Regions from separate parts of the Homo sapiens genome. Here all the other regions are linked to region 6. The links are chromatin loops, found by intact Hi-C in ENCODE. Cell type or tissue: PC-9. All regions are shown on one strand. Links, peaks and the distances in the headings refer to the core of each region. The heading gives the core; the rest is flanking DNA. Region 1 has its middle 240 kb from the start of RDUR. Region 2 overlaps NXPE3 (neurexophilin and PC-esterase domain family member 3). Region 3 has its middle 210 kb from the start of ZPLD1. Region 4 has its middle 240 kb from the start of ZPLD1. Region 5 holds the start of LOC101929411 (a long non-coding RNA gene). Region 6 has its middle 140 kb from the start of RDUR.

What was found. Hi-C counts contacts between places; a loop is a spot of excess contacts. Peaks named below come from ENCODE experiments on the same cell type or tissue, not always from the same donor. Only the 100,000 strongest peaks of a DNase experiment are listed, where the experiment ranks them.
Region 1: it touches region 6 in a loop (8-fold over the local background); 4 of 110 quality-filtered maps call a loop at or near these places.
Region 2: it touches region 6 in a loop (3-fold over the local background); 7 of 110 quality-filtered maps call a loop at or near these places.
Region 3: a loop joins it to region 6, with 7 times the contacts of the local background. A loop is called at or near these places in 2 of 110 quality-filtered maps.
Region 4: it touches region 6 in a loop (8-fold over the local background); 5 of 110 quality-filtered maps call a loop at or near these places.
Region 5: it touches region 6 in a loop (8-fold over the local background); 2 of 110 quality-filtered maps call a loop at or near these places.

Annotation. Positions count from the first base shown.
Region 1 is chr3:102,179,640-102,184,851 of GRCh38, reverse strand. No RefSeq gene overlaps it. Among named protein-coding and RNA genes, the nearest start is that of RDUR, 240 kb to the right of the region's middle. In PC-9, for the core only: no CTCF peak of the experiment used is centred there; DNase peaks (open chromatin) are centred at 3,111 and 4,431; H3K27ac peaks cover 744 bases.
Region 2 is chr3:101,810,656-101,815,867 of GRCh38, reverse strand. All of the region lies in intron 6 of NXPE3 (neurexophilin and PC-esterase domain family member 3), which reads right to left. Among named protein-coding and RNA genes, the nearest start is that of NXPE3, 34 kb to the right of the region's middle. In PC-9, for the core only: CTCF peaks have their summits at 1,749 and 1,952 (motif pointing left); no DNase peak of the experiment used is centred there.
Region 3 is chr3:102,222,495-102,227,706 of GRCh38, reverse strand. No RefSeq gene overlaps it. Among named protein-coding and RNA genes, the nearest start is that of ZPLD1, 210 kb to the left of the region's middle. In PC-9, for the core only: CTCF peaks have their summits at 1,906, 2,106 (motif pointing right), 3,104 and 3,304 (motif pointing right); a DNase peak (open chromatin) is centred at 2,116.
Region 4 is chr3:102,193,128-102,198,339 of GRCh38, reverse strand. No RefSeq gene overlaps it. Among named protein-coding and RNA genes, the nearest start is that of ZPLD1, 240 kb to the left of the region's middle. RefSeq lists an enhancer at 2,436-3,635. In PC-9, for the core only: no CTCF peak of the experiment used is centred there; a DNase peak (open chromatin) is centred at 2,829; H3K4me3 peaks cover 561 bases; H3K27ac peaks cover 2,095 bases.
Region 5 is chr3:102,161,207-102,166,418 of GRCh38, reverse strand. It overlaps LOC101929411 (a long non-coding RNA gene), which reads right to left and starts at 2,714. Exons shown (of 2, transcript NR_135549.1): 1 at 2,444-2,714; 2 at 1,548-1,745. In PC-9, for the core only: no CTCF peak of the experiment used is centred there; DNase peaks (open chromatin) are centred at 838, 2,598, 2,918 and 3,228; H3K4me3 peaks cover 538 bases; H3K27ac peaks cover 3,767 bases.
Region 6 is chr3:102,077,361-102,082,572 of GRCh38, reverse strand. No RefSeq gene overlaps it. Among named protein-coding and RNA genes, the nearest start is that of RDUR, 140 kb to the right of the region's middle. In PC-9, for the core only: no CTCF peak of the experiment used is centred there; a DNase peak (open chromatin) is centred at 2,962; H3K4me3 peaks cover 593 bases; H3K27ac peaks cover 1,206 bases.

The DNA.
Region 1 (5,212 bases), core at 735-4,734, 100 kb before region 6:
GGAGAATGGCATGAACCCGGGGTGCGGAGCTTGCAGTGAGTGGAGATCAAGCCACTGCACTCCAGCCTGGGCAACAGAGCAAGACTCCGTCTCAAAAAATAAATAAATAAATAAATAAAAAGAGTAACGTAATTTCTAGTAATGCTATTTACACATATAATGAATAATTACAAGTGCCAACTTCAAAATGCATGATTAGGTACATAGTTCTGCTGTAGGATTTAAGTGGTATGTGAGCAAAAAGTTTGAGCATCACTGTTCTAAGCTGCCTGCAGGTCTATCTTGGCTAAGGACACTTAAATGTCTGTTAGATGTGGCTCATCTGATGCCATTTACCGCTTCTGCTACACAGTTTACCCTCCCACTTGCCTCAGTTTACCCTCTGCAGAGCTGCTCACCTGAACTCCCCCCGGCCCTCAGGAGTGACAGCAGAGAAAACACCACCTAAAAAATGATTATGGTAATGCAAGGGCCCAGAATATAGAGACGCATGATAATGTGGGTGGGAAGAGTGCTGAGAGAAAGAGGGACCTGAATGTCCATGTAAAACCTGCACCTAGTGTGCAGGCTAGAGTGGTTGCCACAACAACCCCTCCTTAAGGGCCAATTTGCAAAGGCTGCCTTGCACCCAACCGAGCAGGACTTCTGAAATCAGACAGTAGGTGAAAGACTTAACTCTTCCAACAGGGACGATCACAGGGTGATGGAGGTATTTGAAATCTCTTGAGGTAAGTAGTGTATGATTTTGGTGCAAACTCAGGGTCTCCTTCTCCAGGCATAGAAATTGGCTATGCAAGTGGCGATTACAGCCAGAATGCTACTTCTAAAATACACAATTAGACATTTCCCTAACTTAAAGCCTTTTAGCAATTTCCTATAACTTTCAGGCTGACAGTCAAACTCCTTAACTGAGCACGCAAATGCTTCATAATGTAGCACATTCCATACTCTCTGGCTTCATCTCCCAATACTGCCAGAAAGCACTCTGCATTCACTATGGCTATCTCCAACAAGGAGCAGGCCTCCAGCTGTGTCAGGCTATTGTCCCAACTTTGGGACTATACAAAAACTAGTAGGTCTGCCTAGAGAGCCCTTCCTACTACTTCAACTGGCCTGCACCTCTTCCTCAAAGACAGAGCTCAAGTATCATTTCCCAGGCCTCACATTTCCATTGTTTATTTCTTTGTGCCCCTAAAACAACCCTAATCTGGCATTCATTATATTGTGCTGTATGTATTCATTCATTCACTTGCTAGCTCTCCTTGCAATTTCCTAGTAGGCAAGGCCTGAGGAAAGAGGAAACCAGTTAATTATATAAATGAACTAAACAATTACACAAAAGGACCTGGGAGATGGAGGAGTTGGGAAATGAAATAGAAATGAGGAAGACAGGAAGAGGTACAGAGGCAGAGGGAATCAATGGACTCTCCCCACCTGCTTTCCCATCCCAACATGCAGGCCTCCGTCCCTGCTTTGTGCTCTGTCAGAAAAATCAGCAGGGCTCAAAAACCAGCCCTGCCACTTAGCTATGTAGCCTGGCATAAATTACTAATCCTCTCTCAACCCCAGTTTCCTCCACTTTCAAATGAAGATATAATTATATTAACTTCCATCATAGAGTTGTTATAAAGATTAAATTAGCTAATGCTTATGTTGCACCAGACACAGAGCCTAGCACATAATAAACACAGGATAAGATATTAGCAAAAAAAAAAAAAAATGCATTTCTAGTTCATGTTGAAGAATAAGAGAGCACACTTTTTTATTGTTTTGTTTTTTATTTTTCTTTAAGTTCTGGGATACATGTGCAGAACATGCAGGTTTGTTACATAATACCCCCGCTCCCCTTGCCCCCAACCCCCTGAGAGGCCTCCATGTGTGATGTTCCCCTCCCTGTGTCCATGTGAGAACACACTTTTTCTCAGGCTTCATAAGGCACATGGCCTGGACTAAGGTATGGACTAGTCTGATATAAAGTTATACTCTGATCCAGAACATTTAATCTCAGTGTTGAGCACAGCAGAGCAAACCTAAATCAGTAATGTCACCACCAATTTGAGTCCATTCTTTAGCTGAAGGATGACAGCAATAACAAGCTTGGGGTTGGGGTCAGGAAGATTTTGCTATATCTGTATTAACAACATAGTTTTAGTGTCTTGACCCTTAGAAAGAAAATTAAAAAAGCATGTGAGGTTGTTCTATGAAGATCTAAGGAGGATCCAGCCCCACAACAAAAGAGGCTTCACTTAGTGGGGCCTGAGCTTCGCAAGCCTCCTGAGAATGCTAAAAAGTTCTTTTTCTTCTCACATGCATAGTAACAGAGTATTTGCCTGTTGACCCAACCACTAGATTGGATTCGGAGGTAAAATATTATCCAGTTGGATTAATTATTATATCACATTGGACTGGATGCCTCTGCCATGCATCAGTTTTCTTGGTTGGCCACTGATTAATAATCATCGTCTTAACATTCTAGACATGCTGCCTGATTAGTAGTTCCTGGCAGCAGTGGCTGATAGCAGTTACTGGAATCTCTCCTTACTGGGTGATTACATAATATCTACACCTAACTGCACAGCTGGTCACGATAAGCCACGATGTTTGTCCTGAAGATAGTGTCATTTTCACCAGACTGATCTCCTTATTATTTGCTCAGCTCGCTTCACTTTTGCCACCTTTGTGCCTTGCTCTCTCTTTCCTCCCCCCACAATGGCTTTTCTTCCTCTCTAATTGTTCAAATTCTACAAGTCTTTTAAGGCCCAAGTCAAATGCGCCTTTTGACCATCATGAACTCAAGTAAAAAACAGCTTGTTTCCAAATTCCCACTGCACTTTATTTTCTATGCAGTGATTTTTGTTTTATATCCTCTTTCTTTACTAGTGCAATGCCTCACACACAGTAAGCACTAAATGACAGTTTATTGAAGGCATGAACTAGTGACCTACTACAACTAAGGCTGCAATAGATTACTTGAAAATATAAATAAATAGGTTATATTTATGAAAAGAAAACACTTTACTCCCTATGAGGAAATCCTGCTTTGTAACCAATAGCTAAGTCCACTTCCTGCTGTGTGCCTCCTGAAGGGCTTGGGAAGCAGACTCTAGGTGGAATGCATTCTAGAATTTCATCTCTGGCTTGTCACCAAAATAACTTGGCCTTGCTTTCAATCCATGGATATTGAAACTATGCCCTAAAGTAGTAGCAGCAGAGTTCAGAGTTAGGGAAATTTGGAAGTGATGTGATGACTTTAAGTTGATGCTTTGGATTGAAGGCAAAAATGCCCTCCACTTCGTGGATCTACTTATTCCTAGAAACGAGAGTCTTTGAGGGGCTAGAAGTGATCAAGAGATGGGTCAGGGTAAAAGTTGGGGGAAAATAGAGGAGATTTATATAGACTCAAAATTCAGGAATTATTTTCAATGGTCAGATTGAGCAATGGCATGCTTGTTATGAAATAGAAAAGGCTCACCAGTTAGAGATGCATGCTGCAAAATGACATGATTTCTGGGATTTGCTTGAAATACTCAAGAGAAAAAAAAGGAGGAATGAAGAGAGAGAGCAAGATCCGCAAAATGTTGTTAGCTCTTTAACAGATTGATTAGTGTATGAAAGCTCATCATACTAGTCTCTCTACTTCTGTGTATTATGACATTTCTACGCTAAAAAGATTTAAAAGAAATACTCTTTTAAGACAGTAGTTACCCTCTTCTAGCTGATATCCACACAAGAGTTTTGTCTGAAATGACAAAGAAGGGGGAAAGGGAATTTTTATTATGTTGATCACCAGGTTTTGCCATCTGATTTAATCCAGACAACTCCAAATCATTGTTGTGTTATGTGCTCTGTTAAGAAAGTTAAAAATCCATGTGTGCACCATGACCTGGAAAAGATATCCATTGTCTTAATTTCAAACACACTAATAGTTATTTACATTGTGTCCTCAGTCAAGATTTCAGTCTGACTCTGGTAGACCAGTTCTTTGGTGTTTGTTTGTGGAGTGGGTAGAGGGAAGAGAGATCATAAGTAGCCTACAGGTTAATAAAATTCCTGGCAGCATACCTGGTAATAATCTGGGTAAACATGTAGTCATTCAGCATATCTCCCCTAATTTAAATTTAGCTGTGAACCATTAATCAAATAAAGTATCTTTCACAGAAGTTAATTAATAACTGTGTGCTTTTCTTTACTTTTTTTTTTTTCACCGTCAAGCAAAGGTCAAAGAAATTCAGACCTTTTCCTGTTGTCTTAGAGGAAAATAGCCCAAATTTCTATTCACAGAGTAATGTAAGACACCAAACGGATCTGTGCTGTTAAATGTAGCTTGTTGCTGTTTGCAAGTACCACCAAGGACTGGAATCCTCAGATAGCTGAGGAACATTTTTTCTTCATTGCTATTTTTTTCCCTGGGATGAGCGTATGTTTTTAGAAAAAACTACATTTTTTGGTCCCAACGTCACTGAGTATCAGATGGTAGAAGACGATAGAAGAGACAGGAAGTAATTTAATTGACTCGCCTAACAGAACTGGCTTGGCAGCGTATTACAGGAAAAGGAACACTCTAGTTAAGATTAAAAAATAAAAATAAAAAACCTTAGCGAGCCCCTTTATCAGCTGCTACTTGCATAGAAAGAATTTTACGGGGTTTGTGGGCCTAATAATACTTTAGCAGATCTAGGCTTTGGGAAGTGGAATTGACTAAGCTAAGCTTAAAGAAGCCGGCAGAGACATTGAAACTGGCAGGTGCCTATATTTTTACATTCCTCTGTCATTAGAGTATTATGTTCATTCGAATTTCTTCGGAAAAATCATCTAATTCAGCATTTCTTAAATATGTTTACAGAACTGAAATATTATTAATCATTATGAGAAAAAGTGCTTCATGGTCAAATGAAGCTAGGGAAATTCTGGGTCAAATCAAGTTCAAGTGTTTCTTTACTTTGAGACTCTCCAGTACCTTTATTATGTTAGTAGGTATTATGACTCTTCAAGAAGAGAAATGCTGTAAGACCAGAGGAGTTTTCAGAAATCATCTTGCAAGACTAGTTTTCCAAAAATATATTGATGACTATGATATGAAAATAAACTCAGATACACATACATGCACACACACACACACACACACACACGCACAGAGTAAACATGAACAAACTGGAAGATATTTGTGGACCATTTTCTTTACTGGTGTGAATAAGTCTAAAGGCAGCTACAA
Region 2 (5,212 bases), core at 360-4,359, 270 kb after region 6:
TGTACCACCACACCCAGTTAATTTTTGTATTTTTAGTAGAGATAGGGTTTCATCACGTTGGCCAAGATGGTCTCAATCTCTTGACGTTGTGATCACCCACCTCGGCCTCCCAAAGTGCTGGGATTACAGGCGTGAGCCACCACGCCTGGCCAATTTTTGCACTTTTAGTACAGATGGGGTTTCACTATGTTGGCCAGGCTGATCTCAAACTTCTGATCTCAAGTGATCCGCCCGCCTCGACCTCCCAAAGTGCTAGAATTACAGGCGTGAGCCACCATGCCCAGCCTGATTACATATGTTTTTATCAAAGCCAAATATAAAGGAAGACAAAACCAAAGGAAATGTGTGGACATAAGCATTTATCCAGCATTCTCCCAGAAGAGAACAGTTTCTCACCCACATGCCTGCGAGGCAAGTAACAACTTAGACTAATACTTTACACATACAGAGTAGTATTAGTTCACTGTTTTCAGCCCATTAAAAGCAAAGTTAGAATCCATGAATCCCATCTTCAAATTTTAATTTTAATTCCAAAAAAACACCACTTAATATGGAGAACAAACTAATGGCAGACAATCTAACGGATTATTCTCCATTATACAAAAGGTTCAGAAAGTCTTTATATATAATGAACAATGCTAAAAATACATCACCAATGTGTACCTCCTGGTTGTAACCTAGTTACACTTGATAACACAAGCAAAACGACCTTTCAGAGGGAAAGTCAACATCCTTCTGCCCTAACACCTCCTGTAGAAAATGCCACACGTTACATGCTTCAAAACAGACTGTGATGGCTAATATTTCTTGCAAGTTTACTCTGCCTCAGACACTATTCTGAGCAAACGTATTATCTCATATGCTCACAGTAACTCTTTGAAGTAGGTCCTATCACTATCCCTACCTTTCAGAACAGCTAAACAACTTGACCAAGGTCCCAGAGCTGAGCTAGTAAGGAGCAAAGCCAGCACCTGGCCCAAGCAAGTGAGCCCAAAGCCCATGATCTTAACCACTGTGTGCTAGATCACTTCTCAAAAACAGATGTTTATAGATGTTAACCATTTCTTTTTTTTTTTCTTGAAGGTATATATTTATTCATTTCTAACAATTATTCAAACCTACAATCTTCAAGAAACCACCAGGTTATATCATTTTCTTACACAACCTTTATCAAAGTCCAGTCATTCTATAGTCACCTATTAAGCCACAATTTGGACTCTAAATGCTTACACAACTCAGAAATTTAAATTTAAGTGACTCCCCTATTTGTGACTACTTTTAGCTTATTTGACTTGACATTATCTGTGTTACTCCAAATTATTTTGGTTTTTATCCCTCCAAAGATGATGTTCTATTTGACACAGAGTGCATATCTAATCTTTTTTTCTTCGGCATCTGCTAATTCTTTGCAGGTTCAGAGCCCAAGTAGAAAAGGAAACTGAACGCTGATTTTAAAAGCTTTATTTGGCAAATGCGATTATCAAAGAAAAATTGTCGGGGGCATGTAGGGTAAACATTTCCTAGGCTTGTTCAAAAATAATTTCTCAACATGTTATCAAGTGTAGCTTTAATATGTTACTGCACCTTGTGCAAAGCTCCCTCATTATATCAGTACATCGAGGCTGCATAGTTAGAGAGCTCCAGAGACGACACCTAGGGCCCACAGAAAACATTTACTAGAATGAGAATTAAAAGTTATTTTGATGTTACAATTTTTTACCACTGTTAATTCGGTAGACTCGGTTATTCTGTGTCAAATATGTGTTATAAAGAAAAGTATATGTCACACAGGAAACAATTACCATTTCCATTCAAATGTTAATTATATTTACTACCAGAGCTAAGGAAAGCAAATCAATTACTAAATCTGACATTAATTCTTTAAACATGCTGCATGCTACATGAGAAAAAAATCATATTTTTTAAATGAAATGCACATACCTATGTTGCCCCCTTATGGTCAACTGGGACAAAAACATTTCCTGACAATTTTAATATGATTTTTAAGAAGTCTGTGGCTGTTTAAATGGTGTTTCTTGGAACTCACAATGCAGTTCATGTAAGATAACTGAGATATGAAAGTCTCCTAAATAGATAATATAACCCCTAATGTACTATTCACATGGAATAAAAATAATTAAAACAAAAAATAAAAATGAGTTATTACTCAACTTTATGGTTATCTTGAAAATTGCTGGTGAAGGAAGAAGTTTAAACAGAGGTGGTTGTAAAAGCAGATATGAAGATTTGGGCAAAACCAGAAGGGATATTTTTTATTATTTGAAAGTAATGTCCCTGCATCTCTAAAATTTCTTGGCTTCTCTTTAAAGCCCATGGTTTGCATTTTCCTCCAAAGGGTGTCACGCCATGTAATCCATTAGCCATAATGAGGGCTGTCTGGGCCAAAGATGGAACAAAACGAAAGAGAAAAAGGCAGAGAGATAAATTTCCCTAAATCATCCAGAAAGAGTTGGACGAAAAGGACACAACGTGAATTGAGGTGGGGCGGGGCAGGGAGGGCTGCGGGGTGAGATGTGCAGCAAACCTGTCCATTAATTTTATGGTATGGAATTGTCTGCAGAATTAAGAACAGTAAAAGGCAGGACAAAGGGGAGTACACAGTTTATAAGGGGGAAAACAAGACAGAAGAAATGGGATCAACCAATTCCCTGCACCAGAGACTGCCATGAGCATAGGAAGCTTGGGATAAGGTCAGTAGGGAGGGACAGCCCTCAGCAGGATGAGGAATGAGGATAGTGTATATTGAGCTGGTTAGGAACACTCTGTCAAGTGCTGGGAATATGAGAAGGGCCCAGCTACACAGTAATTGTAATGGCTTGAGTTTGAGTTTACTCCTTGAATTCCCCCTATGAAACCTTGGAAATTTAATTTTCTTTCCTATATATTTTAGTCCCCTAAAACCTCTGCAGTTTACAGAGGTAAGCTAAGAATGCTATATAGATAGAAATTCTATAAATTCATAGACTGTTGAATGGGACCTTAGAGAGTAGCTAGTCCAAATATCTTTTTTTTTTTTTTTTTTTTTTTTTTTTTTTGAGACGGAGTCTCACTCTGTCACCCAGACTGGAGTGCAGTGGCGCAATCTCGGCTCACTGCAACCTCCGCCTCCCGGGTTCACGCCATTCTCCTGCCTCAGCCTCCTGAGTAGCTGGGACTACAGGCGCCTGCCACCACGCCCGGCTAGTTTTTTGCATTTTTAGTAGAGATGGGGTTTCACCGTGTTAGCCAGAATGGTCTCATCTCCTGACCTCATGACCCACCCGCCTCGGCCTCCCAAAGTCCTGGGATTACAGGCATGAGCCACTGCGCCCGGCCGTCGAAATACCTTTTAAAGATGAAGAAAGCAAGTCACAGAGTGACTTGGCAAAGTTTCTCAATAAGCGTAGAGGCAGGTAGTGGTAGAGGTGGTACCACTTACAAAGAAATACATTTTGCTGATATATTGAGGAGGCTTCCTTCCCTCAAATGCTATCAGTTAGTAGTTTTATATGCAGAACATGGGCCCTTTGATTTTCCCGGTTAACGAAATTAAAGATATTCTGTATCAAATTATTCTTTCCAGTAATTGGAAAGTAGTTGTCTTTAAAATAGCTTTGTCCCTTTGACATCTGCATCCAGATAATTAAATTTTTTAAAAATAAAATAGCTTTGTCCCATTTGTTATAACATTTATCTGCCATTTTCTAGAAATCAACATCAGATGAGGTCTCATCCACAAAATGACTAGTTTCGTTTTTACTGCATAACATGAAACACTATCATTCACTTCATCATTTGTATACTAGAAGGTTGATAAATTTCACTACTGCAGGCCAGGTACAGTGGTGGCTCACACCTGTAATCCCAACACTTTAGGAAGCCAAGGCAGGCGGATCACTTGAGGTCAGGAGTTTCAGACCAGGCTGGCCAACATACAAAACCACATCTTTACTAAAAATACAAAAATTAGCCAGGCATGGTGGCATTGTGCCTGCAATGGTAGCTACTTGGGAAGCTGAGGCAGAAGAATTGCTTGAACCCAGGAGGCAGAAGTTTTAATGAGCCGAGATCACACTACTGCACTCCAGCCTGGGCGACAGAGCGAGACACCTTCTCAAAAAAAAAAAAAAAAAAAAAAAATTAACTACTGCAGGCAAACCAAAGCATCAAGACATCATTGGCCATACCTCCTAAACATGGTTAAGGGGCAGTAGGGAAAATGCTAGATGAAGAGTCACGGGACCTACTCTAAGTCTGACTCCACATTTCCAACTCTTGAGACTTCAGAAATCATTTAAATTTTCATCTTATTCCCTAACTATACCCTCAGAGTCTAACAAAGAAGGACTCAAAACGATGACACAATAAGTGAAATCTCTGGACTTTGGTCACATCATCTATAAAATGGGTCAACTACTAGTTATTTTGAAGGGTTATTGTGAAAATTCAATACTGTAATAGTGTGAATAGTAAAGCGCATGCTAGGGTCCTGGAAACATCCTATATGTTCTAAATGTTCAATAACTTGATCTAGATGGTAGTTATTTTATTAGTTTTCTATTGCTGTGTAACACATCACCACAAACTTAGTAGCTTAAAAACAAGAGACATTTATTAACCCACAGACCTGCAGGTCAGGAGTTTGGGACATCGCATAACTCTGTTCTCTCCTCAGAGTCTCACAAGTTGAATCAGGCTATTATCAGGGCTGTGTTCTCTGGAGAAAAGCCTTCAAAAAGGTCATTCAAGGCCGGGCGCGTGGCTCACGCATGTAATCCCAGCACTTTGGGAGGGCAAGGTGGGTAGATCGCTTGAGCTCAGGAGTTCGAGACCAGCCTGGCCAACACAGTGAAAACCCCGTCTCTACTAAAAACAGAAAAATTAGCCAGGTGTGGCTGTAATCCCAGGTACTTGGGAGGCTGAGGCACGAGAATCGCTTGAACACAGGAGGCAGAGGTTTGCAGTGAGCCAGGATCGCACCACTGCACTCCAGCCTGGGCAACAGAGCAAGACTCTGTCTCAAAAACAAACAAACAAAAAAAAACAACAAAAAAAGTTCATTCAAGTTGCTGCCAGAATTCAGTTACTTGTGGTTGTAAGACTGAGTTTCCCATTTCCTTGATGGTTATCAGCCAGGAGATGCTCTCCAGCTACTAGAAGTTGCCTATATTCCTAGCCATGTGGCCCCCTTCATCTTTAAAACCAACAACAA
Region 3 (5,212 bases), core at 422-4,421, 150 kb before region 6:
AGTTTATATTCCATTATCATTCCATTCAGCACACACTTTATGTGCCATCTGTAGACTTGTATAATTGATTGCCACAGGACATAACTATTTTAAAAGACAATTAATTTGATTACCAGCAATGAAGTTTTTATCTATGCAAACTAGGAAAAGACAGTCTGATGAAGAAAGTAATCAAGTTTCCAAAATCAAAATGCAAGATGCACCATTCAGGAGGGTGGAGAGAGGAATTCATCATTTGGGAAAGGCTGGACTGAGAAATACTGCATTTCAGGAATTTCTGGTTTCTACTTCATCCACCAAATGGTAATTCTGCTTCTAGAAACCAGATCTTGGACTACGCTGAATATAAACCTCCACTATATGCATAACCTACTGTTAAAGATTTCATCTACTGATTAAGCCAAGGGAAAAGAAGAGAACATTGCTATTGCTGAGCACCTATCATGCACCAGGTAGTTTGCTAGGTATGTTTTATCTATCCTCTATTTTAATCCTCCCAACCAATTCGATAAGGCTGGTTAAGATGATCACACCTAGATCACACAGCTGGTAAGAGATTGGGGAAGGCTGAATAATAAACCCACTCAAGATATCCATATCATAATCCCTAGAACCTGTTAATGTTACCTTACATGGCAAAAGGAACTTTGTAGATGTGATTAAAATCAGGATTCAAAGATGGCAAGATTACCCTAGTAATCCAGGTGGCCCATAAATGTGATCATGTTATCCTCATGAAGGGGAAATTTTACTACAGAAGAGAAGGCGATACGACCATGGAAGCAGAGGTTGGGGTGATGTAGCCAGGAGCCAAGGGATGTCAGCAACCTTTAGAAGTAGGTGAGTCAAGGAATGGATTCTCCCCTGAAGCCACCAGGAGGAACAAACCCTGCTGACACCTTATTGCCCCTTAAAATGTATTTTGGACTTCTGATCTCCAGAAATAGAGGAAAATAAGTTTGTGTTGCTTTAAGTCACTCAGTTTGTGGTAATTGGTTACAGCAGCAATAGAAATGAATGCTGACAAGAATCCAGAATTCTAACCCAGGTTTACTCAAACCTGAAGTCTGATTTATTTTCAACTGCTTAACACTGCCTGTGGTTTGATTAAAAACCCTGGAATTGGGTACAAAAAGATTCATACCTTGTCCCAATTTGAATATTCCTGAGATTTAGAACTGAATATTAGATTAGTTCACTGAATTGTTGGTCCGATTAAATCATTACAATCATCTCACTTACTAAGAGTGATAGTTATAAACCATTGACTCAAAAGAATCAAAGAAATTCACCATTTAAATGTAGCTAAATTAAAGTCAGTTATTTTGACTCAGATAATGCCATAAAACTTTGGAACTTTGGGCTAAAATATACAGATATTGAACCAAAAGTGTTTTGATGCTTTTCACCTATATTCAGACAGCCATTAATTTTATACACCTAAGCTTATTCTCATCAAGAATCTTACAGACTTGCATATTGACTTTTCTCTGCTAACACACTCATAACAATGTAGAAATCTAAAAACCTGGATTCTGGAGATAGAAGAAGAATGGTTACCATAGGCTGGGAAGGAGTGTAGGAAGGTATGGGGGAGATGGGGATGATTTAATGAGTATAAAAAATAGAAAGAATGAATAATACCTAGTATTTGATAGCATAACAGAGTGACTATAGTCATTAATAATTTAATTGTACATCTTAAAGTAACTAAAAGAGTATAACTAGATTGTTTGTGATACAAAGGATAAAATACTTGACTCATTTTACATGATGTCATTATTACTCATTGCATGCCTGTATCAAAACATCTTATGTATCCCATAAATGTATACACCTACCACAAAAATTACAATTAAATTTTTTTAGAAACTTGGATTCTGTCATCATTGACTTTTCTATCAATTAGCTATTCAATTTTTATCATCACCCATCAATATCTCCAGGCCTCAGTCTCCTCATCTGTAAAATAGGGGAGTGGGCAGAAGCCTGCCAAGCAGATCATCTCTAAGGTTCCTTCCAGCTGTAAGATGGGATGATAGCAGAATTCTCACAGCAAAATTCCTAAGTGGATTTCAAATGTGCTTGTTAATGCAAAGTGCCACTAGAGGTCAGATTAAGTTTGGTAATTCTATCTGATCAGACATGGAGCTGGAGCAAAAGCAAAAGCTATCCTTAGGTTGATACCTTGCTTAGCAGGCCTGCACCTTCCCCCTTCTGAGCTGATGAATGTTGATCCCAGTGTTAGAATAAAATAGGAAAATCTCTGAAACCCGAAATTACATTCATTAATCTGTAATTTGTAATTGGCTGCTACCAGAATGCTTATCTTTCTTTGCTTGCCTGAATGTCGTTAATTAAATGTGTCACCTGAAGCTCTGGTACTTCGTGTTTGCTCATGTTACTGTGTTAATCAATCAGTCGCACAAAATTGGAAGCTGCTGAGAGAGACTGAAAACGTTACCTGCAAACTCTTTGTGCATCTGGGTGTAACTGTATTAAGAACATGTGATTATGTGCGGGGCATCTGACTCACAATACATATTCAAAGCGAAGTATAAAGGAATTAATGAAAAACAGAAAGAAGGAGAGGGGGCACACATTGTCCTCAGGTACGTGCCTTGTCAAAGCTACTGATCAGGACCAGTGTTAGGCACAACTGTGAAACCTGTAGAATTAGATATTTGTAGCTGCCGTTTTCTGTGTAGTTTCCCACCTTCCTTCAGCTCCCCGGCTTTCTCAGCATCCATTTCAAACTCTGCTCTCAAGAGACATCCAAATAATTCAAATGCAGTAAGATATAAAAAACTAATGATGTGATTTTGCTCTCACTTGCATTTTGTCTGAGAACAATGCCTATTAAAGGGTGGAATTCTAGAAGCAGAATTGTAATCATCTGGAAAGCTACTAATGTGGGAACAGAACATTTGCAAAATCATCCCACAGAGCCGACACCATAGGCCAACGGCAAAGGTTAGCCTTGCCTCCCACTAATACACACAGTACGAATTGCTAGTTATTCCCTTTTTTAAAAAACAAGTATTTATTGAGCATTCATTGTACATGAGGTTCCCAAATGCATAGGGTTGCTTCATGAGGACCCAGTGATTTCTCCCTGCATGACATACTAGGAAGCAGTGGAAGCCTCGGCATTATTTCTGTGGCAAGGCCCTGGGGAACAGGGATCCTCCTCCCCTTCCACTATCTCCCCTATATAAAATTAAATGTTTGTGGTAGCGGGCAGGAGTGAGCAATTCTGAGAGCGGTACCAAAAGGATGGATGTTCTGGCCTGACCACCCAGCAGGTGGCCTCAGATTATCCAGATAGTTCTGTGGTATGAGAACAAGGCAATATCTCCTAGTGGCTGTCACTCAAGAAGACCAGATGCCAATCTCAAAACCTCAGGGACCTCTTAATTTCTAAGGTGCTGATGCACTAATATTTGGGTTCACAGACCTGACAATTCTGCCTCCAGCTTCTTCTATATGAGATCACCCATCATGGCTATAGCCTATGTCTATCTTAAAACAGCTGCCACAAATCCTCAATTCCCTTTGATAAGTATATTCTCAGTAAACAGAAATAACACTTTGTATTTACCTAGTACTTGGTACTTTACCGAGTGATACAGAAAATCCTTTCATCTACTCTGTAAAGTTAAATACTATCATCCTATACATTGGCTCATATTTCATACATTTTTAGAGTTGGTAGATCATCTGCTCCACCCTCACCTCCACACTTAACCATCTTGCATTGTCCGATGCAATGTCTGACACTTCCCAAGCAAACCCCTTCCTTTCACAGCACTCAACACCGCCTTTCACAAGCACAACTATTTTATAGATGATGAAACTGAAATCCAAATACATTAGGTGACTCTCCCTAAAGCAGAACATATACAAGTGGAGGATCACAGTCTCAGACTAGTTAAGCAGTTTTCAATTTTCATCGCATTAAACCTCTCATCAGCATTCAACACCTTACTGCTTTCTTGAGCCATGTCTCTGAGTTTCAGTAGCACTACACCCTCATTTTTCCATGATCCCTTCTTCTCATTCTCCTCAGGAACATTAGGTTGGTCAGGCTTAGTCCTGAGCAACTCTTCTTTTCTTACTCTGTGGTCTCTCTTTCATTTGTCTCCTTTATTCTCCAAGTTTTAAATATTATCTATGGAAAACGGCTGAATAGGAACAGCTCTGGTCTGCAGATACCAGCGGGACCAACGCAGAAACTGGGTGATTTCTGCATTTCCAACTGAGGCACCCGGTTTATCTCATTGGGACTGGTTAGACAGTGGGTACAGCACACGGAGGTTGAGCAAAAGCAGGGTGGGGCGTTGCCCCACCCAGGAAGTGCAAGGGGCCCGGGGCCTCCCTCCCCAGCCAAGGGAAGCTGTGAGGGACTGTGCTAACCGGCCCAGATACTACACTTTTCCCACGGTTTTTGCAACCAACAGACCAGGAGATTCCCTCGGGTGACTACACCACCAGGGCCCTGGGTTTCAAGCACAAAAGTGGGCAGCTGTTCAGGCAGACACCAAGCTAGCTGCAGGAGTCTTTTTTTTGTACCCCAGTGTTGCCTGGAACTCCAGCGAGACAGAACCGTTCACCCCTTTGGAAAGGGGGCTGAAGCCAGGGAGCAAAGTGGTCTTGCTCGGTAGGTCCCACTCCCATGGAGCCCAGCAAGCTAAGAATCACTGGCTTGAAATTCTCACTGCCAGCACAGCAGTGTGAAGTTGACCTGGGGTGATCCAGCTTGGTCAGGGGCGAGGCATTCACCATTACTGAGGCTTGAGTAGGTGGTTTTCCCCTCACAGTGTTAAGGAAGCCAGGAAGTTCGGACTGGGGGGAGCTCACCTCAGCACAACAAAGTGGCTTGGGCCAGACTGCCTCTCTAGATGCCTCCTCACTGGGCAGAGCATCGCTGAAAGAAAGGCAGCAGCCCCAGTCAGGGGCTTATAGACAAAACTCCCATCTCCCTGGGACAGAGCACCTGGGGGAAGGGTGGCTGTGGGCGCAGCTTCAGCAGACTTAAATGTTCCTACTTGCCATCTCTGAAGACAGCAGCAGATCTCCCAGCACAGCCCTCAAGCTCTGCTAAGGGATAGACTGCCTCCTCAAGTGGGTTACTGACCCCTATGCTTCCTGACTGGGAGACACCTTCCAGCAGGAGTGGACAGACACCTCATACAGGAGAGCTCTGGCTGGC
Region 4 (5,212 bases), core at 638-4,637, 120 kb before region 6:
AGAGCCAGTAGCTAAATTCATCCAGAAACAAATAATCCAAGGACCAGAGATGAAGGACAGTAGAAGGTATAGTATGATGAAGTGAGACTCAAAGTTCGAAGAGCTTAGGGTAGAATGGAAGAAGAACAGTCTGAAAATGGTAGTAAGAAACAAGGAGGGACACCTAACCCATATCTAGACTCAGTGGAAGTAGAGTTTCAAGAGGAAAAAAAAATGTCACCAAAGGAAAGGGCTACAGGCGAAGTAGGATCCTCAAAAAAGATCTTGGTTTTGGTCAGAGCAGGAAGGTGAACAAAACTGTGTCAGGGTCCAATCAGGAGAAAAGAACCCACATCAGATAGTTTATTTTACTCAAGGAGTTGGTTATGTTAATAAAAGTTACTGGAAGAGCTGAGAAGCCCAATGAGGTACAGTAAAGAAACTCAGAGATTAACAAGAGTAGAAGGCCACTGTCAGTGATTTTTCTGGAAAGCCCAGAGAAGGAGGAGATGGTTCCATGCCCAGGAGCTCAGCCACCTGGCAGGACCTGGAACCAGGTGGAAGCTGGGACCAAAGAGGAAGTTCATCCAGAAGGAACCAGAACAAAAGAGAAGACACTGCGAGAGGCTGATGTGGAGAGGATGGGGAGGAATACCCTGTTTCTCCTTTACCACCACTCGTTAATGTCCCACCAGTGCTTTCTGTTTTCTGAGCCTAGATGGCAGCCAGGTGACAACAGAGCTTTTGCCAAGCTCTGTCACCTGTAATAGAGAGCAGAGGAGAGGAAAAGTGGGAAACAGGCCTGAAAACAAGCAGGCAAATGATCAGCACAGGAATCCAAACAGCTGATGCTACAAAGGTTTGGCTATGATGTTCCATGAGTTCCTGAGGGTCCAATGGAAATATTTCAGGAGCTGGGGAGGGATTGGACATGGTACAAAATCGAGCATGTGCAGAATTACATGAAAAGTGCGGAAGATAAAGGGAGACCAGAAGAAGTCTGGGGCTTCTTACAGCAACTGAAACAAACAGGAGTTAAGAAAATAATGAGGCTGGTCCTAGTGAGCTGCAAACAGATGGTATCAGGGAGGGCTGGGGACATGTGGTTTACTATTTTTTGGCATTAATGTTAGAAAAGGCCTGCGCACATATGTAAGTCAAGAAAGAAGTGGCTATGGAAAGTAACAGAGATGGATAACAGCAGAAAAAAAAAGAAGAGAAGAGATTAAAAGAAGAAAAAACAGTTAATCAAGTGTAGGAAGCATCTTAGTCTACAAATTCTGATATGTGAGAAATACAGCTTTATTTGTTTCAGAAACCAATCTCTTTCTCGAGTCCCTATTCCACTGAGGTAGTAGAAATGTAACCTAATTCTCTCCAAGTTTTATTTTCATCTAAATTCTTCAATCTTACTTAGTACTAAGGTGTGTGTGGTTGACATGCCTGTGTGTGGCTAGTGTGTGTGTGCACATGTGTGTGATGGGAGTGGGCAATTGAAGGAACACTTGCATTTGAACCTCAGAGTCATCTCACACTGGCATCTACTGTCCCATCTCAGATCACACATCCTCCTCAGTGGCTGGTCCATCTGGGCACCTGAAAAAATGTCCTTGGTTTCCACCTGCACGGTCCCTTCAGGAACTCCTTCTCCACCATTCTTGGTTGCAAAGATGTCATTTGCTGCTCCCTCATGATAATACGGTGTGAGAAACTCTAGGAGCCGTCTAACATCCCATCTGGTTAGAGCCACATGGCAGAGCTGTTTTCCCTTCTCTCACCAGCTGCTCTGAAGAGAAATGAGGTATAGGCTGTCTCTCCTCTCAGATCCCCCAAGCTATCTAGAGCTATTGTCAAAGCCTCCAGCTTGGCACAGGACCTTTTCCAGGAACCCCCCCAAGCTTCCTTGCCTTTTCTCATTTATTTCTTATTCTGATAGCCCAAGGAATCCTTCCTGGTGGGGGAGGCCATGGGTGAAAAGTTTTCCTCCCTAGTTTCCAAGCCGCTTCTGTCTTGGTCTCACTCCTGTTCTAAGCCCTCATGAAGAAACAAAAGCCCCAACAAAGCTTTTTCCCTCTCCTGAGGCAATACATATGGGCTAGTTATTTATATGGAGGCAAGTAAGAGACAAAGAGGAGAAAGTGCCATGGGGAAAAAAAAAAAACCATAGGATAGTCTTTCAAAAATATTATACCTCCCAGAATCCGAGACAAGGTAGCAGCAGGCTGGCCTAAGCATCACACAAGAGCAGAGGAAGGCTAACAGTAAAGAAACATTTTGAGTTGGAGATTACAATTCATACTAAATGGTTATATTTTCTTAAACATTTCCCTTTCATAGGATGAGCTTCTCTGTCAGGAAAAAGGTGAGATACTTTCTGGGAGTAAAATGAGGTCGAATTGAAGAAGGTTTACTAAGGACAATCAGCTCTAATAGCCCTTTGAACCATTAACACGTGGGTTTCTCACAACAGGTAAGGTTGGCATCACAATTCCCTTTTACACATGACAGAATGAAAGCCTGGGCATTCATCCAAAGTCACATGAACCAGTGGCAGTGCTGTGAAGGTTTGAGGTGAGTGGAAACGTTTATTCCCATCAACTCCTGGCTTCCTTCTTCTCCCATGACTGAGCTTTAAAACGTAACTTGTCTTCAAGTGTATAAAACTCTCCAATCAGTGATTTAAGAAAAAAATTTTCTGTGTCATTGACAGGAGTTGTTACCTGCTTGAGAAAATGAAACCAGGACGTGACTCAGCATGGAAAAGTGGGAAGTGATTTTGTGGGAACATTATCTCCTACAGTAACCAATTTTGCTGGGGCTTTGATTTGCTAATGAGCAATACTTCCACAGAAACATACATATTTTCATCATATAACTCCTAAGAGCAGTGCACCTGCCTCCTGGGACAGGCTGGCACAGGCACATTCTTATGCTGGAATCTGTGTCCCAGGGGTCAAGTGGGATGGGTGGAGTACATTTCTGAAGCAGCCTGAAGCAGGAAGAGCAAGAGCTGTGTAATTGTTCAGTCTTTGGAGAGCACCAAAAAGCAGACTCCGGAAGCAGAGTTCAGCCATCAAGTATAGAGCAGAGAGGACACCAGAGGCAAGATCTGAAAGTCCAAAGCAGGTAGAAGCAGCACAGAAGTGAAAATAATAGTCTAGGGGAAGCTTAGCCCTCCAGACTTTACAAGAAGTCAGCAAGTGATATTAGAAAAGAAATAATTATGCTTTAAATACCATCCCCCATGTAAATATTTCTTTTTTTAACTTCATTGTTTAATAACAATGGGTTATAACAGGCAAATGATTTTTTCTGAGATGGGGTCTCACTCTGTTGCCCAGGGTAGAGGGCAGTGTTGCTATCATGGCTCATCACAGTGGGGCTCAAGCAATCCTCCCACATCTGCCTCCAGAGTAGGTGGGACTATAGGGGCGAACCACCACATCTGGCTAATTTTCATTTTCATTTTTATTGTAGAAGTGGAGTTTCACCATGTTGCTCAGGCTGGTCTCAAACTCCTGGGCCCAAGCAATCCTCCCACTTTAACCTCCCAAAGTGCTGGAATTACAGGCATGGGCCACTGCACCCAGCCAGACATGTGATTTTTAATTTGACTTTTTTCTTCATATATTATGAATATTTTACCTTTCCTTTATTTTTCAATCTACAGCAGTTTGATTTTTGCTATGACTGCTCCCTTGTCTGCCCTAATAAAAGAAACAAGTGGTACAATCATTGCTAAATCTAAGGCCACCTCCAGTCTTGTCTTACTTTTATCTTCCTTGGCCACTTCTTCCATAATCAAACATCCGTCCTTTGACTTTCTCAACATGCCTTTATCCTGGTTTTCATCTATTTCTAGCTGTTCCTTCTGATCTCCTCGTTAGTCACTCTCTTCTGATAACCCTTGAATATAGAAGCCAGACCCCTCTCCCTTTCTATTTTATTTTACCCACCACCTCTGCATTTTGATGCATATATTCAAATATTTAGCCCTATCCGTTCCTGACTTCTGGACCCTTATGCAACCTGGATTTCCCACTGACTCGTTAAACTCAACATGCCCAAAGCAGAATTTCTTATCTCTTCTTCCTTCTCAAATATGAGGATCGTCTTTCTTTCAGCTTGGAGGCAGCAATCGTCACAGTGCCCTCTTGCCTCTTCACCGTAGTAACATCAATAACCACAGAGTTGACATTTATGGAACTCAAATGCTATGTTAAGACTTTACAGACATTTTTTAATTTTCTCAAGAAATCTATGAGGTAAGTACTATCATCACCCTTACTTTACAACAAGGAAATTAAAGCTTAGGAAGGTGAAGAAACTTGCTCAGGGACACCCAGCAAATAAGTGACAGATCTAAATGTCAGACATAAAAATGTGTCTCCATAGCCCAGAGATCACACTCCTAGCCCCACACACTCTCATAAAAAGACTCACTAAGTCTGGAATTGTGAAAAATGAATGTTTACAAATGTGAGAAAATAAAATAAAATTCAAAATGTAAAAATTGATTAAGATGAAAACATATGTTGTTTATTCAAATGTAAGTGTCCACCTGGATCAACCTGGCTGGCTCAGCTTGGCAGTCAGTTCTGGTTTCTTCTTGCCACAATCTTGTCTATTTTGAATGCTAGACTACATTGAGCAGACCCTTTGTCCAAGGGAGACCTGGCTTCCAGATCCTGTAGGATCTTCAGCTTCTTCCAAATGCTGCTTATTAGAATTAACCTCACATCTTTGAGCTAGTAGACTCCCCTTTTGGTCTGAATTGACCCTCTGAGCCCAGCCACATTCCCTGCAATAAGAAAAGCACTTCCCTAACTTAAAACCAAGCTTCAGACCTCTCTGAAACTACTTGCTCCTCTTCCTCTCTCTAAATGACTCAACTGGAAGTTCTGACATTTCCATAACACATTCTTCTATGTGTGATTTGGTACTGAATGATATGTTACACTAAGTGATTCCCAAGGCTGGTGCGACCCCTTAGTAAAGACCAACATTACCCATTTCCCATAACCCAGGCTGTTGTCATGGCCTGTCTAGTGGTTCTGTGGCCCAGATTTCATCATCCTTGGAGCCAATCTGGATTTGTCAACTCCCACCCAATCCCCACCCCATTCTTGCCCCCATCCCCAAGGCCTAGAAGACTTTTTAATGATTCCTTCAGTTTTTTAAGACACTGTCCCTCCACCGAACTTTCCTAGGATATATTCTTGTTCTCAACTCA
Region 5 (5,212 bases), core at 549-4,548, 84 kb before region 6:
AATACACGATATTAACAAGCTAAAGAAGAAAAAAACACATGATTATATCAATGCATTTGATAAAATTCAAAAGTCATTCATGATAAAAGTCTCAGCAAACTAGGAATAGAAGGGAACTTCCTTAACCTGATAGAGTGAATCTATAAAATTTTCACATCATACTTAATGGTGGAGACTGAATGCTTTTCTTCTAAGATCAGATACAAGCCAAGGGTTTCCACTCTCACCACTCATATTTAGTACTGTACTGTATGTTCTAGCCAGTGCAATAAGCAAGGAAAAAGAATAAAGGCATACAAATTAGAAACCAAAAAAAAAAAAAAAACTGTTTCTATTCGCAAATGAAATGATTACATAGAAAATCTGAAGGAACTTTTCTTAAAAAGTGGAGCTGGGGGTACAGTCTTAAAACTAATAAGTAAATTTACCAAGACCTCAACCTACAAGGTCAACATTTAAATATCAATGGTATTTCCATACACTAATAATAAACTATATTGGAAAGTGAAATTTTTAAAAAATATCATATAGAGCAGCTCCAAAAAACAAACAAAAAATTTTAACTAATACTTAAATATAAGTATTTTCTACCCCCCTCCCTAATGGGTATTATCAGGTCGTGGGTCTCCCCCCATTTTACCGTCATGAAACAGGATCCTCCACCCCTGCCAAGTCCTAGGTTATACTTTATACATAAATAAAATATGCAATTCTGATGCACACACTTGGTGATGGCAGAAATCTGTGGAAAGGAAGTTCATAGTTGGTTTGGCAGAGCAAAAACACAAACTACAGACGGCAATAGATTCATGATTCAAGCCAATTAATTCAGAGGAAAGAGCATTTTAGAGTCATAGGTGACCACAAGAATGTAAGGACTCTGGTAACAGAAAATCTTGAAGTGGTGGCATTTGGATTTTCACATGGCATGAAATGAAGATTTGACAAAATTCTACATCTAGAGTAACCATCTGACTCAGCAATGACACCTATGTACTGCCACATTAATTAGGAGAACCTTCCAAATATGTCAAAGGGGATGCTGTCTCCTCCAGAACAAAAACAAAAAGATTTCTCTGGCTTCAGTTGTGTTTAGAGATTTTTTTTTTTTTTTTTTTTTTTTTTTTTTGAGACGGAGTCTCGCTCTGTCATCCAGGCTGGAGGGCAGTGGCGCGATCTCGGCTCACTGCAAGCTCCGCCTCCCTGGTTCACGCCATTCTCCTGCCTCAGCCTCCCAAGTAGCTGGGACTACAGGCGCCCGCCACCACGCCTGCTAATTTTTTGTATTTTTAGTAGAGACGGGGTTTCACCGTGTTAGCCAGGATGGTCTCGATATCCTGACCTGTGATCCGCCCGCCTTGGCCTTCCAAAGTGCTGAGATTACAGGCGTGAGCCACCGGGCCGGGCCTAGAGATTATTTTTATTCTCCTCTAGGTTCTGTGGCCACTAACAACTAGCTAGTGGTTTTGGGAAATTTTCTGGTGCCAGTTTATTAATACTTTCTAAATAGTGAAGCCTTGATTAAAACAACTTTAAAAATACTTTTATTATTCATGTTCCACCAGGAAGCAAAATTTTATTTTTATGTCAATATGTGCCACTAGCATTAAAAGAAAGATTGTTGAGTTGGTTTGATTGATTGATTATTCCAAAGGGTGGTAATACTTCTGCGAGCAGTGGGAAGTATGTCCTGTGGATCCACCCTAATGAGGTTCTGTGAATGTGACTGTGACCCTTGCCTTGCTCTGCAATGGAGAAAAATAATCATTATTCAGAAAGAAAAAATAACAAAACTTGCAATTGTATATTATGAAAAGTAATTGCAGCCTTTCTTGAACATTAAACAAAGGATACCCTTTTTAACACTTTTGAGTCAATGTTTTCTTTTCCTTCATAGGACAGCATGCATATGAGTAAAATAAGATCATGTAGGACATGGCAAATCTAATTAATATGGCTATACTCTCATCCGTCTATTTAATCTGTACAGCTATTTCATAATATAGGTTAATTTGCTAAATATAATATAACCTGTAATTTGTAAATCTATTGCCTAGAAATGAAAAGTGGTACCATATAAAGTGTGAATTAAGCAAAATGTATCTTTAATTCTATTCCACATTGCCTATCTATGATTTTCCCCCACCCCCCATCCCCATATCCTTCATCTAGACCTGTACTATCCAATAATGGAGCCATTAGCCACATTTGGCTATTGACATTTTAATTTATATTAATTAAAATTAAATAAAATTTAAAGTTCCAGTTCCTCAGTCACACCAGCCACATTTCAAGTCCTCTATAGTCACATGTGGCTAATAACTACTATATTGAACAGCCCAGCTATAGAACATTTTCATCATTGCAGGAAGTGCTAATGGACAGAGTTGCTCCAGACTCTGAGTCCTTCTGCTATCCCGTCTCTGGCCAGGATTCTACCTACCCTGGGCACGCCTTCCCAAGTGTCTTCAGATTTTTCTTCCTTCCACTAATCTTACCCTCATAACTTCCCTGAGCCTTCTCACGACGTCCCATAAAAAGCACAATTTTGTAATTCCTTCCTTGAGGACCTTTCTCTCAACTTAAATGACTTGATAAACTGGTTCATGCTTAGGCAATTTGTGAATGCTCAGAGTTCATGTGTTCTCTCTCCAAAATAACACATTGGTATTTTAGCTGAAAGCTTCTGGAGACATTATGCATTTACAGAAAGGGTTAACTCTCAAAGTGGTGGCTTTAGGCACCATGGTAGCCTAGAACCTTGGTGAACAAACCTTAGAATGCAAGTGCCTTTAGAGCACCTTTCAAATTACATTATCCTGGTGGCCTGTTCACCCACATTGGCCTTGGGCCACTATGCTGATTTGTCTCCTAGGAATGCCAGAATACCCCTCATTGTTACCACAGAGGCATAATATTTATGCATCTGACATGACGTTTATGAATAGTAGGTCAAAAGAAATATGTTTGTTTTTCTTGTAACTGTGAAAGTTGTTAGAGTTCAGGATAGGGTTTTGGTATCAGAATCCATTTACTCTGTTCATTCTGGGCTCCCTGCCAAAGTATCACACAAACAACAGTTAATAGCAAAATAAGAGATAATATAAGCCCCTTAGTAATAGCTTGACAAATGTTTCCTTCTCCCCCAGTATAATGCTTTGATCAAAACTGAACTAGAAAATGCAGCTTAGACCAAGAGATATGAAAAACAAACAAAAAGGCTTCTTACTCCCTAAGTAAGAGATGATTGGGTAAGCAGACAAACTCTAGTTTGCCCTGTGGTTCATTCACTGGGTTAGAAAGAGGCTGCTGTGCCTCAGGGGACAGCCCTCCCTTGCCTGCTTTCCACATACAACAAGAAAGACAAGAAATAATCCTTCTTCCTCAGAGGGCCCTGGCTCTTTAACATGCTCAATAAAAAAGGTAAAGAAGAAAAAGAAGATAGCCAGGCCAGCCTCAGAAGAAAGTCAAGTGCTGTGTCCAGTGTTCCACATCTGGGCTCAGCTGGTTGCTTCCTCATGGTGTCATTTAACTTACTTTCTATATGTAGAAATTTTATATAACTAAGCTTCCATTTTTACAAGAAAAATATTCATATCAATGGCATCTCTCCAATGTTTTGTTTGCTTATTTGGGGATTTTAATTATTTTTTTGTTGTTCTTTGAAGTAATCCATGCACATAGTCCTCATAGTGAAGTAGTACTAAAAGGTTTGTTTTAAAAAGAAGCAGTCCCCTCTCCTCTCCCTACCCCTCCCGGAAGCTACACTTTCATCTCTTTTTAGCTATTCCTTCTGGTTGTCACTGAATATTACAATATTCTGGTACTTACTGAATATTATTTTTAAGACATTTTGTTATGGAAAATTTCAAACACATGCAAAAGTTAGAGAGCAGCATGATGAACCCACCTTATGTACTCATCACTTAGTTTCAGTTATTATCAACACATAGTCAATCCCATGTTATCTATACAGCTACCCATTTACTCACCAACCTCAAAGGTATTATTTTGAAGCAATACAAGACAGCATATCATTTTAACCAAGAATATACCATTCATTGTATATCACTAAAGGAATAGGTCTCTTTTCAAATACATCTAATTCCAATTATCTCATAATTCTTCCTTACAGTTGGTTTATACAAATTAGTGGGCATGATGCATTTTTTGCTACGTCATTTAAATCTCCTTTTTTAAAAAAAAAAAATCTATAGTCTTAGTTCTCAACTGGGGCAATTTTGTTCCCAGAAGACATTTAGCAATGTCTGGAGATGTTTTTCGTTGTCATAACTTGGTTGAGGAGAAAGGGGGAGAGTTTCAATGGCAGGTAGTGCATAGGGGCCGGGATGCTGCTAAAAGCTCCAAAACACCAGGACAGCCCCCAACAACAAAGAATCATCTGGCACAATATATATAACAGGATTCTATTCCCTGCCTCCTCCTCTTATTTCTTGAAGGAACCAGGTCATTTGACCCCTAGAGTTTATCACATTCTGGATTTTGCTGAAGGCTTCCCCGTTTTGCCTTGGAACATGTTTCTCATTCCCCATACTTTCCGTAAGTTATGAATAAAGACAGAACACATGAAAGTACTAAGCCAATAGAGAATATTGAAACATCAAAATTTCCGTGTGAAAATGTGAATCAAGTGGTTGAGTCATAGGAGGGCCTACGGGTTTTTTATTTTTATTTTTTTTTTGAGAGTTCATCCCTCTTGCTTTTGCAAGAACAAGGACATTGAGGCCTGGGGAGGTAACAGGAGTTGGCTAAGTTCAAAATCAAATTTCCTGAGTCTCTGCCTCTTTGAAATTTGAGATATAGCTCTATTTTTTGAGAGATAAAGTCTTAATCTGATTAAGGTTTGATATTTTTGGCTAGAATATTTTGTAAGTGGTGATGTGTACTGGCAGTAGAAGGCATGGAATATCGGGTTGTCTTTTTTGCTAGCAGCCATTGATGATCCTGGCCTAAAGCCTTTATTTCATTAGGATTTGCTCACCAATGTTTTAAATAGTTCATTTCTTCCTATTGAAATATTATTTAATGAAAATATCTTTACTTTTTTGACTATGAAGTTAATGTTTAATTTTTAAATTTGTATTTAACAATATAAATACATGTTTAGTTTTTTTGGGATGGTAATACCAGCCCCTGAAATAACTGCTCTAAAACTTTGGCTTATATTTTTCCACACTTTTTAGTTATATAT
Region 6 (5,212 bases), core at 664-4,663:
TCATTTAGCTCCCACTTCTGAGAATATGCAATATTTGATTTTCTTTTCCTGTGTTAATTTGCCTCCAACTCCATTCATGTCCCTGCAAAGGACATGATCTCATTATTTTTAAGGCTGCCTAGTATTCTATGGTGTATGTACCACATTTTCTTTATCCAGTCTATCACTGATGGGCATTTAAGTTGATTCCATGTCTTGCTATTGTGAATAGTGCTGCAATGAACATATGTGTGCATGTGTCTTTATAATATAATAATTTGTATTCCTTTGGGTATATATCCAGGAATTGGATTGCTGGGTCAAATGATATTCCTGTCTTTAGGTCCTGGAGGAATTGCCACACTGTCTTCCACAATGGTTGAACTAATTTACACTCCCACCAGGCATCCTTTATTCCTTCATCCTTTTCCTGTATGGCTAGATTCCAACTTGATTCACTTTCCTATTCATTGTCTTCTGAAAAAGTCCCTTTTAGATCAGTGGCTTAAAACAGAATCTTGTTATCACAATGCCATCTGACCAGTACGATGGTAAAAATCTTTGCTGGCAGCAAACTTTGCTGCCAAATATCATATTTAGTCCATCCTCTCATTTCCCTTTAACTTTTATTGAGCACAGATGCAGAATGTACTATACTAAGTGCCATGATGTTTAATATTTTGGATTAAACAGAAAACAAGTCATTCTTACATTAGTAGAAAAGTTGTGTGAAGTTTCCTAAGACATAGCCATAGAAACAAATTCAACTAATAAAATGAGTTTACAATTACTCACTTACAATTACTTACACTTCCCCTTCTTGAGAAATTAAACACCGTTTTGGTTTCTGATTCTTTGTAGGTATGACCAATGTTTTGTTCCTTCTTTTTATTTGTCATTCCTTCTGGAAAATTGTAAGATCTGCTTTTCATTTCCAGTGCTCGGAAATTTCACAATAGGATTTGATATACATTTTTTATTTTCTGTTGTTATAATAGGCACTTGGCAAAACATTTAATAAAATTTTCTTATATATTTTATAATTTTCTTTATTTTATTTGCCTGTTTCTATAAGATCTTGATCCACTTAGACCGTTTGCCTGCTTTCTTCTTTTGTCCTTCACTTTCCATCTTCTGATTTTGGTTTGTTTGTCTTGTTGTTTTTTTGTGGTTATTTTGATGTCTTGGAAATGTACTGTATAGGTGTGCTAGGAGTATCATAACAAAATACCACAGAATGGCTATTTTTAAAAAGAGAAATGTATATTCTGGGAGTCCTGGAGTCTAGAAGTCCAACAGCATGGTGCCAGGAGAGCTGGTTTCTCTAAGTTCTCCTTTCTCCACTTGCAGATAGCTGCCCTCTTGCTGCCTCTTCATGATCATCCTTCTGTGAGGGACATACTTGATGTCTCTCTATAAGTATTAATCGCCTCTTCCTAAATGGATATCAGTTACATTCCAGTAGGACTTACCTTAAGAGCCATATTTTACCTTAAGTACCTCTTTAAAGCCCTATCCCCAAATACAGTCACATTCCCAATACTGGAGATTAAGACTTCAATATGGCCAGGTGTGGTGGCTCACGCCTGTAATTCCAGCACTTTGGGAGGCCCAGGCAGGTGGATCACGAGGTCAGGAGATCGAGACCATCCTGGCTAACAGGGTGAAACCCCGCCTCTACCAAAAATAAAAAAAATTAGCTGGGCATGGTGGCGGGCGTCTGTAGTCCCAGCTACTCGGGAGGCTGAGGCAGGAGAATGGCGTGAACCCGGCAGGCAGAGCTTGCAGTGAGCCAAGATCGCACCATTGCACTCCAGCCTGGTGACAGAGCAAGACTCCGCCTCAAAAAAAAAAAAAAAAAAAGACTTCAATATATGAATTTGAGGGGGGACACAAGTCAGTCTGTAACATTTACTCAACAACTGTATCAATGTTTTGGTTTAATGTTTAATTTCTACTGTCATCATTTTTATATTTGATGGTCTTTTTTATTCTCTTTTCATTTTTATAGTATCCTGTTCATGTCCATGGATTCATTATCTTCTCTCTCTGAGAATCTTAGTTTGTTTTTTTTTCCTACATTGTCTTTGCTTCCTCTGAGTTCATTTCATATTAAAGTGTTTTCTCAAATATCTAGACAGCTTTGGCTGTTCATTCATATAGAGTGACTTATTTAAGACCCTGAAAAGCTGATTAGAAGTTCTGTGAAAATAGGTAAGACTAGACAGTGAACTTCATTGTAGGAAGCTCAGGCTGTAAACTGGCTTATTTTGTTGGATCAAGGGAGAGGATCACATTATGACGAGTGATGAGAAGTGGGCTGTAACCGTGGAGCGCAAGGGTGAAAAATCATGGGAGATTTGCTTATAATGGTCCCCCGTATGATGGGCGCCCTCAAGTCTCAACAAATTCCACATGAAGAAAGGTTCAACAGCAATGGTGTGGGATGGCTTTCTCACATGGTTCAAAAAGATGACGAGCTTCAAAAGATGAGGAGCTAGCTTAAACTAGTATAAAACTCACAGCCCAGAATGAAAGTAGGAGGGGGAAGACTTGACTAGGCAGGAACACCACACGGCAGGCAGCATCATACTACAAGCTTTTTGTGCCACCCCATTCAAGCCATCATGTATGTATCACTGCCACTTAGGCACTACTCTCTGCTACTCTCATGCAGTGGCAACAAGGGGAGATGGAGGAAAGAGCTTGTTCTGCATTACAATTAGTATTTTTATCATCAGAAGAAAAAAGAATAATTCAGCTTTTGAGAGACTGTCCCAAATGAAGGCTAGTCCAAATAACTTGCACTCAGTTTTAATAATATTTTATATGTGTCTAAAAAAACTTTTCCACTTGACTGTTCCATGAATGTGTTTTGTAAACTTTGAAACACTCTCTAAACCCTTATCAGCGCTGTTGCAGGAACTAATTCCTCCCTCCCTTAAGGGCACTCGGTGGTAAAGACCTTGCCCAGATCAACAAGCCCCAGGGCAAAAGACAGCTCTGTTTCCTTGAAACCTCTTTATTTTTTCCTGCCACACAGTGAAAAAAATGGCCTGAAGTATCATCTGAAAAAGCAGAACTACTAAAATCCACCAAGGAAAAAAAATCAGTAAAGCAATGGCTATCTTCAAGACTTTTCTCATGAAGCCTGTCTGCTTTGGGGAGAAGAGGAGGAACACTCTGCTCATCCTAGCCAAATTCTTTCTTCAGGCATTCCCCAACACCTCACTCCTCAGGTTTCTCAACCTGGAATTCCTTCTACCAGGAAAAATAATCTTCGGTTTTGTGATTCGAAATGTAGTTGAAAATGTCAATACCCGGAAATTACATTTACTTTCAATCACATAAAAATGTGTCTGAAGATCCCTTCTTGAGTGAGAGGAAGAGAAAAGTTTGTCTTCTTTGCATTTTATTTTATTTTGAACAAAATATAAAAGAGGCAGGGAAATGAGTGGAGAGGAGGAAGCTGGGAGCACTGAGAGGAGTGTGCTGCTTTTCAAACTTCAGCCACTTCACCATTCTGCATGGGGCCCAGCCCAGCAAAAGGGCCTTTGTGCTCAGGCAGGTACAAAGCAGTTTGACAAACAACCGCTCAGAGTTCCTCAGAATCAGGAAACGAAAAAAGCAAAAGATAACAAATATTTTTACAGACCATACTTCTGCTTCATTCTTTTTAACACATTGTAATTAAGTAACGTTTATTGAGAGGCAGTAAAGAGTTGGTGTGTAAAATAAACCTTTTGAAGACAAACAGTTCACCTGCCTTCCATTATTTTTAAAAATACAGATTGTGAGATTTCAAATAACATTTTGAATTAAGACATGTGGTTTTTTTCTGCTAACAAGAGCTTTGCAAAGAGCTTACTTCCTTCAAAAGCAGGTTTAAGAGAATAAGGCCCCACTGAAATAAAGCCCTTATCAACGATAGAGCCTCTGAGAGCTTGCCTTAATTCCTGAAATGCCCATTGGAAATCATTCCTCAGAATTAAGGGATTGAAAGTATTATTAGCAGGCGTGTACATTATGAGAGAGACCTGTGGTCCTATTCTATCTCTGGCACTTACAAGCTGCATGACGTTTATCCAACTTAATGACAGTCTTGGTGTTTCAGTCTCTCCTCATTTGTAAAGAGGGATAGTAATACTTCCAAAACTGTTGTGAGAATAAAATGAGATAATGTATGAAAAGCACCATGCCAGGCACTCAATAAACCATATCTATCATTATTATTTATTAGACCACTGACTATGTTCAGTCCTCTAGGAACATGACAATCTGATATGGGATCTGGGAAAGGAAAGGCTTAGCAGCAGGGATTTTGAAGGCCAGTCCTGATGAAGTCCTCTGTGAAGAGCTCTAAGCAACCAGAGATCAGCTTGAGAACACTAATGAAGAGAAAGGGGTGCTGGAGACCCACTCATAGCATTGCCCAAAGCTGTCCCTGTGTCGTTCATTTGCTTAAATGCTCAGCATAATATTTCAAAAATAACATTTCAGAAATATGCCAAATACTCCTCTTAAATATTTTTGATAGGCTGGGGCCTAAATATAGACTGTGAAGAGAGGCGGGGAAATCCAATCAACTTTTTGGATCCTAACACTACTTAAACTGTTCCTGACCATGGGCATGTGAAGAATGCTCCTTCAAAGCAAATTTGAATGCTAAGAAGAGTATCTATTTTCAGACTCAGAGAAATCTCAGTGGTCTTCCTTCCATCTCTCACTGAGACTAGACAATACTGTCAAAACTGACAGACAGATTGCCCTTGGAGTCCAAATCACCAGCACGTTCACGAGGACCAGCAAGTCTGTATCACCAACCTACATGAAGGAAAGAAGACAAGTTATAGCCTCTCACGCACAAGCCTGGTGCTTAGAGGAAAGCAAAGGAAAGAGACACTGAAGAATTTGAACAGCAAGTCATTTTAAAGCAGGATGGCTGGCAAGGGGTACAGGACTCTGAAAACTTCCATTAAGGATTTGGGATTTCAATTTTTACTATTCAGACAAATCAACTTTAGAGGCACAAATTCCCAGAAAACTCAGAATCATCCATGACAACCTTCAAGTCCTGTTTCTCCAGTCGTCACTGATTACCTTTGTTTGTTCTTTCATCAATCCTCTAGAATCTGCCCATTTCTTTCCATGACCACTGCCCATATTCAGGTCCCCACATCCCCGACCCTTCCTTAAAATCCCCCCTACTCTCTCACATCCAGAATTATCACAA